3 separate regions of the Homo sapiens genome follow, and all the other regions are linked to region 2. The links are chromatin contacts, found by Hi-C or POLR2A ChIA-PET in ENCODE. All regions are on one chromosome and are shown on one strand. The core of a region is the stretch at or near the end of the contact, and the rest is flanking DNA. Distances in the headings are between cores, read along the strand shown.

Evidence for each region. A loop is a pair of places that touch in the nucleus more often than their neighbours do. ChIA-PET counts read pairs that join two places held with the same protein, here RNA polymerase II (POLR2A). Pooled maps may share reads with other maps.
Region 1: a loop to region 2 is called in a map of CD8-positive, alpha-beta T cell, with 8 times the contacts of the local background. The contact joins the enhancer-like site here to the promoter of TMEM181 in region 2. A Hi-C loop is called at or near these places in 2 of 168 maps with a recorded cell type or tissue (CD8-positive, alpha-beta T cell and naive thymus-derived CD4-positive, alpha-beta T cell) and 3 of 50 pooled maps.
Region 3: a loop to region 2 is called in a pooled map, with 9 times the contacts of the local background. The contact joins the promoter of MRPL18 here to the promoter of TMEM181 in region 2. A Hi-C loop is called at or near these places in 2 of 50 pooled maps. POLR2A ChIA-PET finds 5 or more read pairs at or near these places in 2 of 52 experiments (MCF 10A and activated CD4-positive, alpha-beta T cell).

Annotation. Positions count from the first base shown.
Region 1 is chr6:157,272,063-157,276,356 of GRCh38, reverse strand. No RefSeq gene overlaps it. Among named protein-coding and RNA genes, the nearest start is that of TMEM242, 49 kb to the left of the region's middle. RefSeq lists silencers at 1,162-1,721, 1,922-2,011, 2,442-2,601 and enhancers at 1,396-2,227, 2,228-3,060. Within about 2 kb of position 1,801, at least 32 of the 41 ENCODE cell types and tissues checked have a DNase peak (open chromatin) inside an H3K27ac peak, as active enhancers do; they include CD8-positive, alpha-beta T cell, where a contact is called at or near this core.
Region 2 is chr6:158,557,372-158,561,433 of GRCh38, reverse strand. TMEM181 (transmembrane protein 181) reads right to left here and starts at 1,343. Exons shown (of 17, transcript NM_001376852.1): 1 at 1,202-1,343. The coding sequence starts at 1,209. RefSeq lists an enhancer at 1-313 and a silencer at 733-1,652.
Region 3 is chr6:159,788,447-159,792,690 of GRCh38, reverse strand. It overlaps MRPL18 (mitochondrial ribosomal protein L18), which reads right to left and starts at 2,224. Exons shown (of 4, transcript NM_014161.5): 1 at 2,052-2,224; 2 at 1,565-1,751. The coding sequence starts at 2,103. It overlaps TCP1 (t-complex 1), which reads left to right and starts at 3,089. Exons shown (of 12, transcript NM_030752.3): 1 at 3,089-3,286. The coding sequence starts at 3,223. RefSeq lists enhancers at 2,037-2,096, 2,127-2,306, 2,563-3,226, 3,227-3,891.

The sequences.
Region 1 (4,294 bases), core at 552-3,051, 1.3 Mb after region 2:
AGATCATGACAACTTTCAAGGTTCTCTCTGCCTTGGGAGTGAAGCCCTGTGGACTTTGCACGCCCACCTGGAACAGGCCTGCTGTATGTGGAACTGTGTCCCCACAAAAGGTATGTTAAAGTCCAAACCCCTGGTGTTGAAGATTTCAGTGTTGAAGCCTTCTTTGAAAATCAGGCCTTTCCATTTTCAGCAAGTTAAAATGAAGCTATGTATGTATACACACACACTTTATTTATTTTATTTTTATTTATTTATTTTGAGAGGGGGACGCTGTCTCACTCTATCACCCAGGCTGGAGTACAGTGGCGCGATCTCAGCTCACTGCAATCTCCGCCTCCTAGGTTCAAGCGATTCTCCTGTCTCAGCCTCCTGAGTGACTGGGATTACAGGCACCCGCCACCAGCCTAATTTTTCGTACTTTTAGTAGAGATGGGGTTTCATCATGTTGGCTAGGCTAGTCACAAACTCCTGACCTCAGGTGATCCGCCTGCCTTGGACTCCCAAAGTGCCGGGATTACAGGAGGTTTTTTTTGTTTTGTTTTGTTTTAAACGGAGTCTCACTTGGTCGCTCAGGCAGGAGTGCAGTGGCGCGATCTCGGCTCACTGAAACCTCCGCCTCCCAGGTTCAAGCGATTCTCCTGTCTCAGCCTCCTGAGTAGCTGGGATTACAAGCGCCCGCCACCACCCCTGGCTAATTTTTGCATTTTGGGTAGAGATGGGGTTTCACCATGTTGGCCAGGCTGGTCTCGAACTCCTGACCTCAGGTGATTCGCCCTTCTTGGCCTCCCAAAGTGTTGGGATTGCAGGCGTGAGCCACAGCGCCCGTCCAAAATGAAGCTAAATTTGATGAGAGTGGGCTCTACTCCAAGACCACTGTTGTCCTTGTAAAAGGAGAAAAGACAGACACAGGGACACAGGGCCATGTGGCCACAGAGGCAGAGACTGGAGTGACGGGAGACAAGCCCCGAACACTGAGGACCCTGTACCCCAGAGGCCAAGAGAAAGGCATGGAACAGATTCTCTCCCCCAGCCTTCGGGGACCTTGACTCTGGACTTCCGGCCTCCAGAACCGCGTCTGTTGCTTGAAGCCTCCGGGTCTTCGCGGTGCAGAGAAGCGCCAGGCCTCCAGGGCCTCGCCTCCCGCCGCCCGCGCCCGGCCCCGGGTCCTCCCTCGGAAGCCGCCTGTCTGTCTGCCGCCGAGTCCCACCGGGCTTCGGCCGGCACTGCCCGTTTACCCTCCGTCCCTCCCATCCCTCCCGGCTCCTAGAGGAGCTGGGTCCGCGTCTAGCTCCTCGGCCCTCCCCGCGCGCTCGGCACCGCGCACGGCCCACGCTGGACAGATGTCCCCGGCCCTCTCCCCGGACGCCCCCAAGGCCCCTGCCTTCCAGGCCGAGCCTCCGCTGCCGCCGCTTCCCCGCGCTCTGCAGTCCCCGCGGCGCTCCCGGGGCCGCCGCTCGGCCGTGGTGCTCGCTTCGCCCAGCAGAGGGCGGCCGAGGCGCGGGCCTAGGCGGGGCTGTCGCCGCCTGTACGGGGCGGGCGGAGCGGGGCGCGGGCGACCTGACAGCGAGGCCCGGCGGCGCGTCCCCACAGCGGCCTCCCGCCCCGTCCGGGACCGGGGCTGCGGGGATGACCCCTAGCTGGAGGCCTTGGCTGCCTTTTGCTCTTTTGTTTTCTGTCTGGTCCCCTGGAACCGGGGCCACTGGAGGCTCCCGGAAACGCGCAGGCGACATCTCCCCGACCGTCCTCATCAGAAGCCCACGGAGCCCGTCCCGCCCACGCGTCCTGAAGGCGTGGCTGCGGGTGCCGTGGTCCCCAGGTCCCGCGTCTGGCCGCGCCCACCTGGCATCTCCCTGGACGCCCCCAGGCGCAGAGACTGAGCCTCCTCCCGGCTGCAGCGTCGGTCCCCGGGCGTGGCCGCCGTTCCCTGTCCCCCGCGCGTGCTCCCAGGAGAGTTCAGTCCTCAGCGCCCGCAGCTGCACCCTCTCGGAGCCCCTCATTTACCCACCTGTATCCCACTCCCGACCCCGGAACTCTCAGCACCCAGGGGCCGCCCTCTGCATGGTGGCTGCCAAAACCCAAAAACCAGAAGTGGGCTTTTCCTAGTGCCTTTTTGAGATCTAAGTGGTGTTTCTGGCGGTTTGGGTTTTAAGGTGCCATTTTCTGTCTACTTTCTTTACTTTCTCGAATGACTTTTTCTTGTTATAAGTAACTACATGTTCAAGGTCAAAAAATGAGAAAACATAAGCAAAAAAGGCACCTGAAATCCCAGCTTCCATCAATAACTATAGGAATATTTTGGTGTCTGCTGCCACATTTTCCCCTCTGCGTGTGGGTGTGTGTACGGTGATATGTTATTTTTCCAAAATAGGGATCCCTCCCATCCACCTCGGCAATCTGCTTTTCCACAGAGCAAGGCAGTGAGAACGTCTCTCTGTGAACCACAGTGAAGACGCACCCAGCAGGGTATAGGAGCTGGGCCCGCTGGGAGGGCGAGTGTGGGCGGGGCATAGCCGGCAAACCCAGCCCACCCGAGGCCTGGCCAGGGGAGGGCCCTCCCTGTGAGCCTCCTGGGGGCCCATGGGCCCTGTTACCTACGTCGCCTTGGTTGGTGAGGTCTCATCCCTGGCTGCAGCTGCCGGGCTTCAGGGTGTCCTTTTAAAGAGCACCTCGAAGAAGAAAATCCCATCCTTTCCTCTAGTCCCGGAAGAGTCCATCTGCAGTTGAAACAACTCTGCCCTTTGTAGAGTGGCTCTTTCTTGTGTGGATTTAAATACAAGGAATACAAAACAAATTCATATTGACCCCAAGGAGCCCCATTCCTCCCTCCGCCTCCGGACAACTAGGGTGCCTCCAGATCAGCAGTTCTCAATGAGAGGCTGGGGGGAGGGGGTTGGTGGGTGGAGTTTTGCCTCTCTTCCCCCAGGGGACGTCTCTGGTATTGCCTAGAGACACTAAGAGGGTGCTACTGGCACCTCGTGGGTAGAGGCCAGGATGCTGCTAAGCATTCTGCCATGCACAGCACAGGTCCCCACGAAAAAAGAATTCACTGCTGAAAATGTCGGTAGTGCCCAGATTGAGAAATCCTGTCCAGATGTTTCTCGACACTCTTCCAGGGGTCCAGGAGCCCAGGAGTCCCGAAGCCTAGGTCTGCCTACAGCACCGTCCAAGGGGTAATGGCCCTGGCTGATCACTCCCAGGCCACGTCCATTAGCCCAGGACCTGAAACGACTGGCGACCAAGAAGGGCCAAGAGGTTGCAACTGCAGTCTGTGGAAATGAGAGGCCCTGGGCAACGGGGCGTCAGGGGAGGAGATGAATTCAGTAGCTGAGGCTCTGTTTCGTTTTGTTTCACTGTGCATGGATTCAGGTTGTTTCCTAAGGCTCTATGTGCCTCGTTTATGAGTCTTTCCTTTCAAAACAATTCAAGATGTCCCAGCATTTCAACCCTCTGACTGCAGAACTCCACATTGCTAGAGCTCAAAGGAACCTTTGACATTTTCCACTCCAACTGTCTCGTTTTCAGGGAGCCAGACCAAGGTTTATGCACAGCTTCAGTGCCTCAGTTTCTTCCTCAGTAAAATCACAAATAATGACATCTCTCTTTGGCCAGCCCCCCCCCCCCACCAACTCCATGCCTCGGGCACTCTCACACACATTATCTCTGATACATCTACCCTGGGAAGGAAGTTGCCCCTCCTATTTCCCAGGTGACAGCGCTGGGCACTCAGACTGCGGGGAACTGACCTATGACCACACAGCGAGCAGGTGGAGGAGGGGAACACCAGCCCTGGGTTTCTCTCGCCCTAACAGCGGACCAGGCCACGGGTTCTCAAGCATGGCTGCCCATCAGAGTCATCTGGGGAGTTTTAAAAATCCTGGTGCCTGTCACACCCCCTATCACTGTCATGGATATGTGATGGAGGCCAGGGAAGACTCAGCTTCAAGAAATGGTGAGATCTTTGAATATCTTCTTGGTACCAGCCCATATTTTTTGAATTGAGAACCATTAGGATTAGCTACAAATGAGTTTTCTTTCCATCTGAATATTGAGAACTGTGTTTTCTGGCTGCTCTTTCCTCCCTGGATGTTTGCAAAGTTGAAAAATCAGCTAAAAATATATGCAGGGGCCACACAAGGCAGGAAGAGTGAGCCCAAACATCCCGGCTCTGTGCGGGTGGCCAGGGCCAGCTGCTTCCCCAGGCTAGAGGGCGTAAGGCACCACATCTCCCAGGGATATTTGCATTTTCAGCAGAAACTCTGGAACATGGAAAGGTCTTCAGATGAACAGCATATCA
Region 2 (4,062 bases), core at 94-2,593:
CATAGGCCGCACAAGAATCTTGCCCTCTGGAGTTGTGCAGAGGCAATACTGCTAACCTACCTCCACTTGGCTTTTAAAATCTTTAAAACATCCACATAGGTCTGATATTTGATGCCATTCCAGTTTCCCAAGAGGTGCTAAAGCAACATACCAAAGTCAGAAACTTCTAAGGAAGCAGAAGGAAAAACAGATCTCTCTGTCACAGGCACTTGCGCTGAGGCAACAGGCCTGGGTGTCACTTCTCTGACCACGTCCACAGCCAGAGAAATCAGCAAAGATCCAAAGCAAAACCCTTCTGCCTCAAAAACCGCATATAAGCCAAGAAGCGCGCCCAGGCCCCTCGGAGGCTGCCTTCAGTGCAGGGAGCCGGCCCTGGAAGCCTCCTGCGCCAGGCGCGGCTGCACATATGGGCCACTCCTTCTCCCGGACTTTCTGCAACTCCACGCGGCGCTAACCCTCTGGTTAACTCCGTCTCCTTCTTTTCCAGATGCGCCCAGGGGGACACCTAGGCGACTGCTGGGTCAAAAGCAAGCTTTAGGGATGGCGTCCACGAGACCCCAAACAGGTTTTTCCTCATTAAAAACCCTGGACTTCAAAGAGGTAAAGAAAAAAAAAAAAGCCCAAAGTCAGCAGATCGTAAAACGCATAAAACTCATATAACTCGACACCCCGAGTCCAAAGGGGCTGTTGCGGCAGGCTCCCCGGTGCCCACGTCACCAATCGCCTCTGAGAGCCTCGCACCCGGCGCTGGGCGAGACCGCAGGGCAGCGCGGGGCGCTCTCGATACCGAGGGGACGACGGGGCGGGGCCTTTCCGGCAGGAGAGGCTGCCCGGGAGGCGGCGGGACTCCGTGCGGGCGGCCACCCTACGCCGGGGAAGGGCCGCAGCGCCCCCGGTTCTCTCGGCCCCCCGGTGAGCGCTGTGGCTCGCAGCCCCGTCCCGGAACCCCGACCGCATCCCGGTCTCTAACCGCGGCCGGGCGGGCAGGCAGGAGGGAGCCCCGGCCCCGGTCTACTCTCGCCCCGCGCAAACACCTCCGCCTGACCCGCCCGCGAAGCCCCCTTCAGCGCCCTTTTCCCTGCCCCCAGTTCCACGTGGGCGCCAGGGACCCTGCGGCACGGCGCCGGGAGCCAGGGATCCCCAACTTTCGGCCGGAGTGTCCGGAGAGCCAGCCAGCCCGCCCGCTCGGCCGGGGACTCACGGCTCCATCTCGGCGCCCAGAGCCCTCGGCCCCGGCCCGCGCGTCCCGAGCCCGCCAGGCGCCGCGCAGCAGCCTCGGCAGCGGCAGCCGCAGCCGGAGCCGGAGCGACAGCGGCTGAGCAGCGGCCGGCCGCGGAAAACTCATCAGAGCGCGACGCCGAGATCACGTGCGCGGAAGCGACTCTCACGGCGGAAGAGGGCGCGGCGCGGTGGAAGCGGGGCCGCGGGCGCGCGGCGAGGGGGGTGGCCCTCCTTCGTGGCCCCGTGCCGGGGCGGAGCCCCACGGCCGGGAGCACCCAGGCTAGCCCTGAGCTGGGGCTCAAGACAGAAGGAATGAGTGAATGAATGACTTAGTTTACCTCTTGTCCCTAGGGCAGGTAAACAGCGCATTCATTCACTCCTACTTCCCGAGTGTCGGGGCGTAAGGATGGGCCTCGGGAGTCCACGAATGCCCTGCAGTTGTCTGGAAAACACTATGGGTGTCTGCATTTTTCTAGGGAGAGGAGCTATAGCTGTATATTCATTCCCTAAGGGTCTTGTGACCCCAAAAAAGGTTAAAAGCCAGGACAAACTTCTGCCACCCCGAATGATGACAGGAACCTTCCGGGCTCTTTCTGGTAGCTTCTCCCGCAAGCCGCTTCTAGACTGCAGCTAGACCAGTGGACCAAAAGCACTTTCCTGATTTCGCATCTTGGCTCAGTGTTCCCCATTTCTGTAATCAAGAATGGATGAGAACCAAGGTTTGGCTATTTCTGAGATTCTCTTTGGAGCATTACTCAAAATGTCCCGTGTTCCCGTGTGCTGTGGGTTTAAAGTCGGTCTGCATGAGTTAAATAAAGGACTTCCAAGCTTCCTTTGCAATGTATCCTCATTCATTCACTAAACTGTAAACAGGCTTACTATTGGCAGAAAAGTGTGGACATGAATAAGGAACAGTTCCTGCCCTCAGTGAAATTACAGGCAAAGAAAATTACCAACAGTAAGTTAGGTAGCCTTAGCTCAGGGTGCTACAGTGAGGAAGGGTGCCTAACTCGCCTTGGGGGAGTGGAGAAGGTAGGGGACAGAATGCAGAGTTTGGGCTGAATCTGGAGGGTGAGGTGGATATTAGGAAGAGGGGGGTTAAAAGGGGGAGATACCAAGCAAAGCACACCCTAAGCCAGGACACCAAGGAATAGTTACACAAAATCTCATTAGTGCTCTGAATCCTAAACCGCAACTCTTCAAGGAATAACAAAAGATTATTTCTTAAGTTCTTTTCATACATAAGCAGAGGGAAAGGGTTCTTCATAGCAACAAGACCGGAGAACAGAAACTGGGTACCTGCAGGGACAGACTGTTCACAGGGACGTGGGGCGCGGGAAGGGGTGAGTCGGAGGGAGTTCTATGAGCTAGAGCAGGGGTCCCCAACCCCGGAGCCTGTTAAATTACAGACGTGAGCCACCGCAACCAGCCCAAACATGCGTTTTCATGCAACACCTTCTGTTAAATGTTTAGGCCTGAGGATGCCTCCCTACTTGAGTCCTTACATAAGGAGCTGCAGCCTGGCATAGTTAACATAAAAGAGAAGACACCCTAATTGAGGAGGATGCTTTTGTAACAAACAGCTGAGTCTCAGCCAATCACAGCCAGTGAGCTTCTGTCATTGGCAGGTGGTTAGCTGATTCAAATAAGCTAGAACATAAACCTGTAACCAGTTAAGCTGTCTCTGCGCCTCAGTTCCACTTTCTGTCCATAAATGTTGTCTAACCACGTTGCAGCCCCAAAGTCCTTTGAACCTGTTGGTTCTGAGGGCTGCCCGATTCTAGAATCATGAAGAAAAGCTACTTAGGATCTTTAAATTTGCTGTCATTTTGTCTTTCGACACTTCTGATTCTAAAATGTTGGAAACTAATTCGAAAAAATATCTTAAACCCTGGGAGGGACTAAACAAAGCACATTTGCTGGCCACATTTGCCTAGAGGCAGCCAGTATCTACCTCCAGCCCAGAGCAGCATGAGATGATGTGGAAATCCCTGCTCTGTGCCAGCTGCCTGGTCTCTCCTGAGGCATCTCCAGCGAGAGGAAACTGTCACCACCCCGAGGACCCCTGGCCCTCACTGTGTGCATTTGACTCCAAACTACCTCCTGGCAATTCCTTCCTGTCAGATCTCCCTGGATTTGCTGTCCAGCGTCACCCAGGTCAGCATGAGCCCTCTCCCAACACTCCTTCAAGGATGTGAACAACCACATGGCCCTCAGCTCCTCTTCTCCCGTCATACTCGTTTTCTCATTTATTTGTTCTTCAAACATTAATGGAGCAGTGTGTGTGTGCCAGGAACAACTCTCAGCTCTGGAAACACAACACGAATAGACAGATGAGGTCCCTGTCCTTTTCTAGTCAAGAACAAACAATAACCTAAATAATTACTTAATTGACCGGGCATGGGCATGGTGGCTCACGCCTATAATCCCAGCACTTTGGGAAGGTGAGGCGGGGATCACCTGAGCTCAGGAGTTCAAGACCATCTTGGCCAATATGGCGAAATCCATCTCTACTAAAAATACAAAAATTAGCTGGGCGTGATGGCGGGTGCCTGTAATCCCAGGTACTTGGGAGGCTGAAGCAGGAGAATTGCTTAAACCCAGGGGGTGGAGCTTGCAGTGAGCCAAGATCACGCCACTGCACTCCAGCCTGAGCAACAGAGCAAGACTCTGTCTCAAATAAATAAATAAATAAATAAATAAATAATTACAGCTGTGATAGAAAAGGAAATGAAAGGTGCTATGATCATGTTATGAAAAGGGGAAAGGGACCCAAACTATTCTGGGCTCTAAGAAGCCTGGTGTGATCTATCAGCCATTTCTCACATGACCTGTTTGTTT
Region 3 (4,244 bases), core at 975-3,474, 1.2 Mb before region 2:
CATTCTAGCCTGGGCAACAGACCCAGACCCTGTCTCAAAAACAAAGAAAAAAGAAAGTAATAGGTTGGGTGTTTCAAAAGATTTTTAGCCTTAAGATCCAGATTATTTAAAAAGTGAACTGCCTACTCCCTTTCTTGGACTCCCTCCTCTATGAGTAAAAATGTATTACAGCAACTGTAACACATCATTATCCCCATTCCACTTTCCACTATGAAACTTAAGACTTTTGATGACAGGGATAACATCTACTTTATCTTTGTAACTCCTGCCTCTAACGCAATGCCTAGCAAGTGATACAGGTATGATGCTTGTTCAATAAATAAATAATACATCACACAGTAATGATTTCCAATTTACTCTTACAACTTTACATAGTACTTAAGAAGTCCTTAAGAAATTCTAAAAAATCCTCACCAAGCAGATAAGCAGCAGATAAACCTGATAAACACTTACATGCTGTAGTATAGTGGTAATAACCTAGCGTCCTGGCTCTGAGGTCAGTTAAAACATATGTAAATCTTAGCTCTGGCACTTACTAATCATGTCTCCCTAAACCTCAATTTCTTTGATCCTGTAAAATGGGGGAAATTATAACTGCTTCATGATGTAATTTTAAGGATTAAATGAGAAAAAACATATAAAGCAAGTAGCATAATTCCTGGCAAATGTAAGTGTTCATTAAACAACCACCTTTATAACAAAGTATCTCAAGTCATACTAGACTCCTAACTGGTCTTTCTTCAAGTCCTGCTCCCTCAAAAATTTAATCTTCCAAAAAGCAGCTAAAATGATTTTTTTTTTTTTGAGACAGAATTTTGCTCTGTCGCCCAGGCGCTCAGCTCACTGCAACCTCCGCCTCCTGGGTTCAAGTGATTCTCGTGCCTCAGCCACTGGAGTAGCTGGGATTACAGGCGTGCACCACCACGCCCCTCTAATTTTTATATTTTTAGTAGAGACGGGGTTTCACCATGTTGGCCAGGTTGGTCTCAAACTCCTGACCTCAGATGATCCGGCTTCTTCGGCTGGCTCCCTAAAGTGCTGGGATTACAGGCATGAGACAATGCGCCCAGCCAGAATGATCTTGAAAAACCAATTCGGGCTCAAGCTTTAAATCCTCTCGTAGTTTCCCACTATAATGAAAAGAAAGTCTAAAGTGCTCATCTTGACTTACAAAGCTAATCATCTGTCGCCTCCTTACCCCTCCATGTTCATCTTGGGCCATTCATCCTCTGCCCATTGAGCTTCAGATCCACAAGCCCTTCAGTTCCTCACCCCAGCAGTTTCCTTTGCTAGGACTGCTCTTTCTGGCAGATGACTAGGCTTCTTCCTCTTTCAGATCTCACCTTCTTAAATGTCACCTCAGACAGGCAGGTATCCTGTCCGCTACTGTAACATCCTCTTTAAATAGCCCCCATCACACCTATTTGTTGTTTGTTCCAGCCCCTCCGCGAACCCTGCCTCTACCCGCCGCATGGCAGCTACCTGGGAGAGTGCCTGGAGTTGAATGAATGAAAATAGTCTGTAGGGTGCACTGCCCTTGTCAATCACAAGCAGATTTAATTACCTGTGCCAGAACTCACGGGAGGGAAACACCGTCCGCCAGCCCCGCTCTTTCCTGGCTACAGATAAAAGCTCCAGGTTCCGGGGGTTCCGGTTGGTGAATTCTGGGGCGACAGCTTCATTTTCCACAGGGTCCACTTCAGGTTTCGCTGCCGGCTCGGAGCTGGTTGACAGGGCTGCGAACCTGCACCCTGGGCAACGGGAAAAACCGCACAGGGCTTAAAAATGACGGATATGGACAGCGCACGAACCCGCTCTAACGTCTATCCGCTTTTACACCCCCAATCTTTAGGCCCGAGGGGACGAAAAATACGTATGCCCACAGGGTGGAGTCAGCACTGACCCCGTCCTTAACTTCCTACTGTGGTCTTCGCAGTGCCGCGAGCTCTATTTCGATCCGGCACGTCGAATACAAAATAGAACCCGCACGTTCCAATGTACTGTGCAAGCCCAGGCGAGTGAGCTGGGAGAAGGGGGGCAAGACTAATTACCAGGGTTCCTGCAAACCGAGAACAACCCCCAAAACCGCGACCGAAGCGCCATCGCTGAGACGATCTCGGAAAAGCCTCGCCTCTTTTTCCTCACGGACGACTCAGTCGCTCGCCAGGAGCAGCCATATAAAGTCAGGGACAAGCCTTTGGCTGCTGTAGATCCCCAAACTCTCCACGCCAGACGCCACCGACCCGGAAGTAGCAAGTCCCCTGCCACTGAGTGGCCGAGAAGGCGATCTGTTATCCTTCATCGCCAATCATCGCTCACGTCGAGGGGCACGCAGGCCCTGGAGCCCACCAACCACCTCGTAGCTACGCCCAAGACCACGCTTGTTGCTTAAGTCCGGGGTCAAAGGCACACACCCCACAAAACCATGTTTGGGTTTTCTACTCGGAGAGCTTGGGCGGTCATCGACTGGTCCACACACACCCCACCTGGGCACCGCGTAGGAATAAGGCAGGGCAAGATGCAGTTTTCTCCTTAAAAAGGGTGGTTGTCTTCCTCGAACCAAAAATTTTCCCGTATGGCCCGCTGGAAAAACTGCCCCGTCCCACCCAGGTTCGCGCCCTTAAACTTACACTCCTGAGGCCTGGAGCAAAGCCGGCCGATCTGCCTCACGCTCCCCGAGCAGGGACAAGGAAAAGACACTAAACCTAAAACGCACGACTCGCTCAGAACCCCAACTCTAACTTGGAGAAGGGCCCGCCCCTCCAGTTACACCCCAGCTCCAAGCTCCACCCTTCTTACAACCTTTTCTAGAAGGCACTAGAATGGCCCACTGCGTCTGCGCAACATCGTTTGAGGCGAAGGTTCAACCTCTTCCCAGCGGTCCAACATCCGACTTCCGTTCTCCGCTTTCGCGCCCTTCCCATCGGCTATCTAATTGGACAAAAATGCCGACCCCGCCCCTTCCCCGGAGCCTCACTTCCGTCACAGTCCTGTTTCTCTCCCTGTTGTCCCTGCCTCTTTTTCCTTCCCGCCGTGCCCCGCGGCCGGGCCGGGGCAGCCGGGAAGCGGGTGGGGTGGTGTGTTACCCAGTAGCTCCTGGGACATCGCTCGGGTACGCTCCACGCCGTCGCAGCCACTGCTGTGGTCGCCGGTCGGCCGAGGGGCCGCGATACTGGTTGCCCGCGGTGTAAGCAGAATTCGACGTGTATCGCTGCCGTCAAGATGGAGGGGCCTTTGTCCGTGTTCGGTGACCGCAGCACTGGGGAAACGATCCGCTCCCAAAACGGTAAGGGCGGGCCGGGCCTGGGTCGGGTTTGCGGCCGGGGAGGGCCGAGTCCCACCGCGACCGGACCCCGGCTGCCCTCGTTTCTCTCCTTTACCTCCGCAGAAAGGGCCTCGGGGCCCCGCAGCCGGACCCAGCCCACCCGCCGTTCTCTGGGGCAGGGCGCTGTGGCCCCACTTTTCCCACAGCGAGGAGGAGCCCCGCCGCGCGCGGCAGGGTTTTGAGACCGGCAACGCGTGGATGTGGTGTCCGGGGCGGCGTTGGAAACGCGCCCTCCGCGGGAAAGCGGGCCTCCCGGGCTCGCACGTGCGGGCCACGCCTCGCACCCCCTTTTGTTTCAGGGCGACCCCCTGAGTGTCCATGTTAAACGCCAGGTTTTATTTTAGGACCATTTACCAGAAAAAGAGTAGGTCCATCCGCGCGCCCTCGGATGAGCCCGGTGCCCTGTCCGCCCGCAGCTGCAGTCGAGGTCGGGCGTCCGGCGTCCAGCCGTATCCGGGTTGACAGCTTCTTACAGTAGAGTTAGCCCAGGAAACGCCACTCGAGTGCATTGACCCCAGGAGACGGCAGCGCTAACTTAGCAGAGCGTTTGCTGTCAGGCCTTTGGATACCTACAGAGCTTACTGTTTCTTGATAGATTCCTAATTTTTTTCGTAAACAAATCTGAAAGTCACCACCTTCCCCGTTGACTACCGATTTCTCTCCTCACAGATAAAGAGAGTTTTAATGAGCAAAAAACTTGCAGAATCTGAAGGAAAAGGCTGGTATAGCTGTACGAAGTGGCAGAGCATGAAATTGGTGGTTATTACTTTTTTTTTTTTTCCCCGCCATCAGATTCCACCCCGCATCAAAGCTGTGCCAAATAGGCTCGCTTTGTTTAGGGACAGGGTCCCACCTGTCGCCCAGACGAGAGTGCCATCATAGCTCACTGCATTCTCCAAGCACAGGTCCGCGCCGCCGC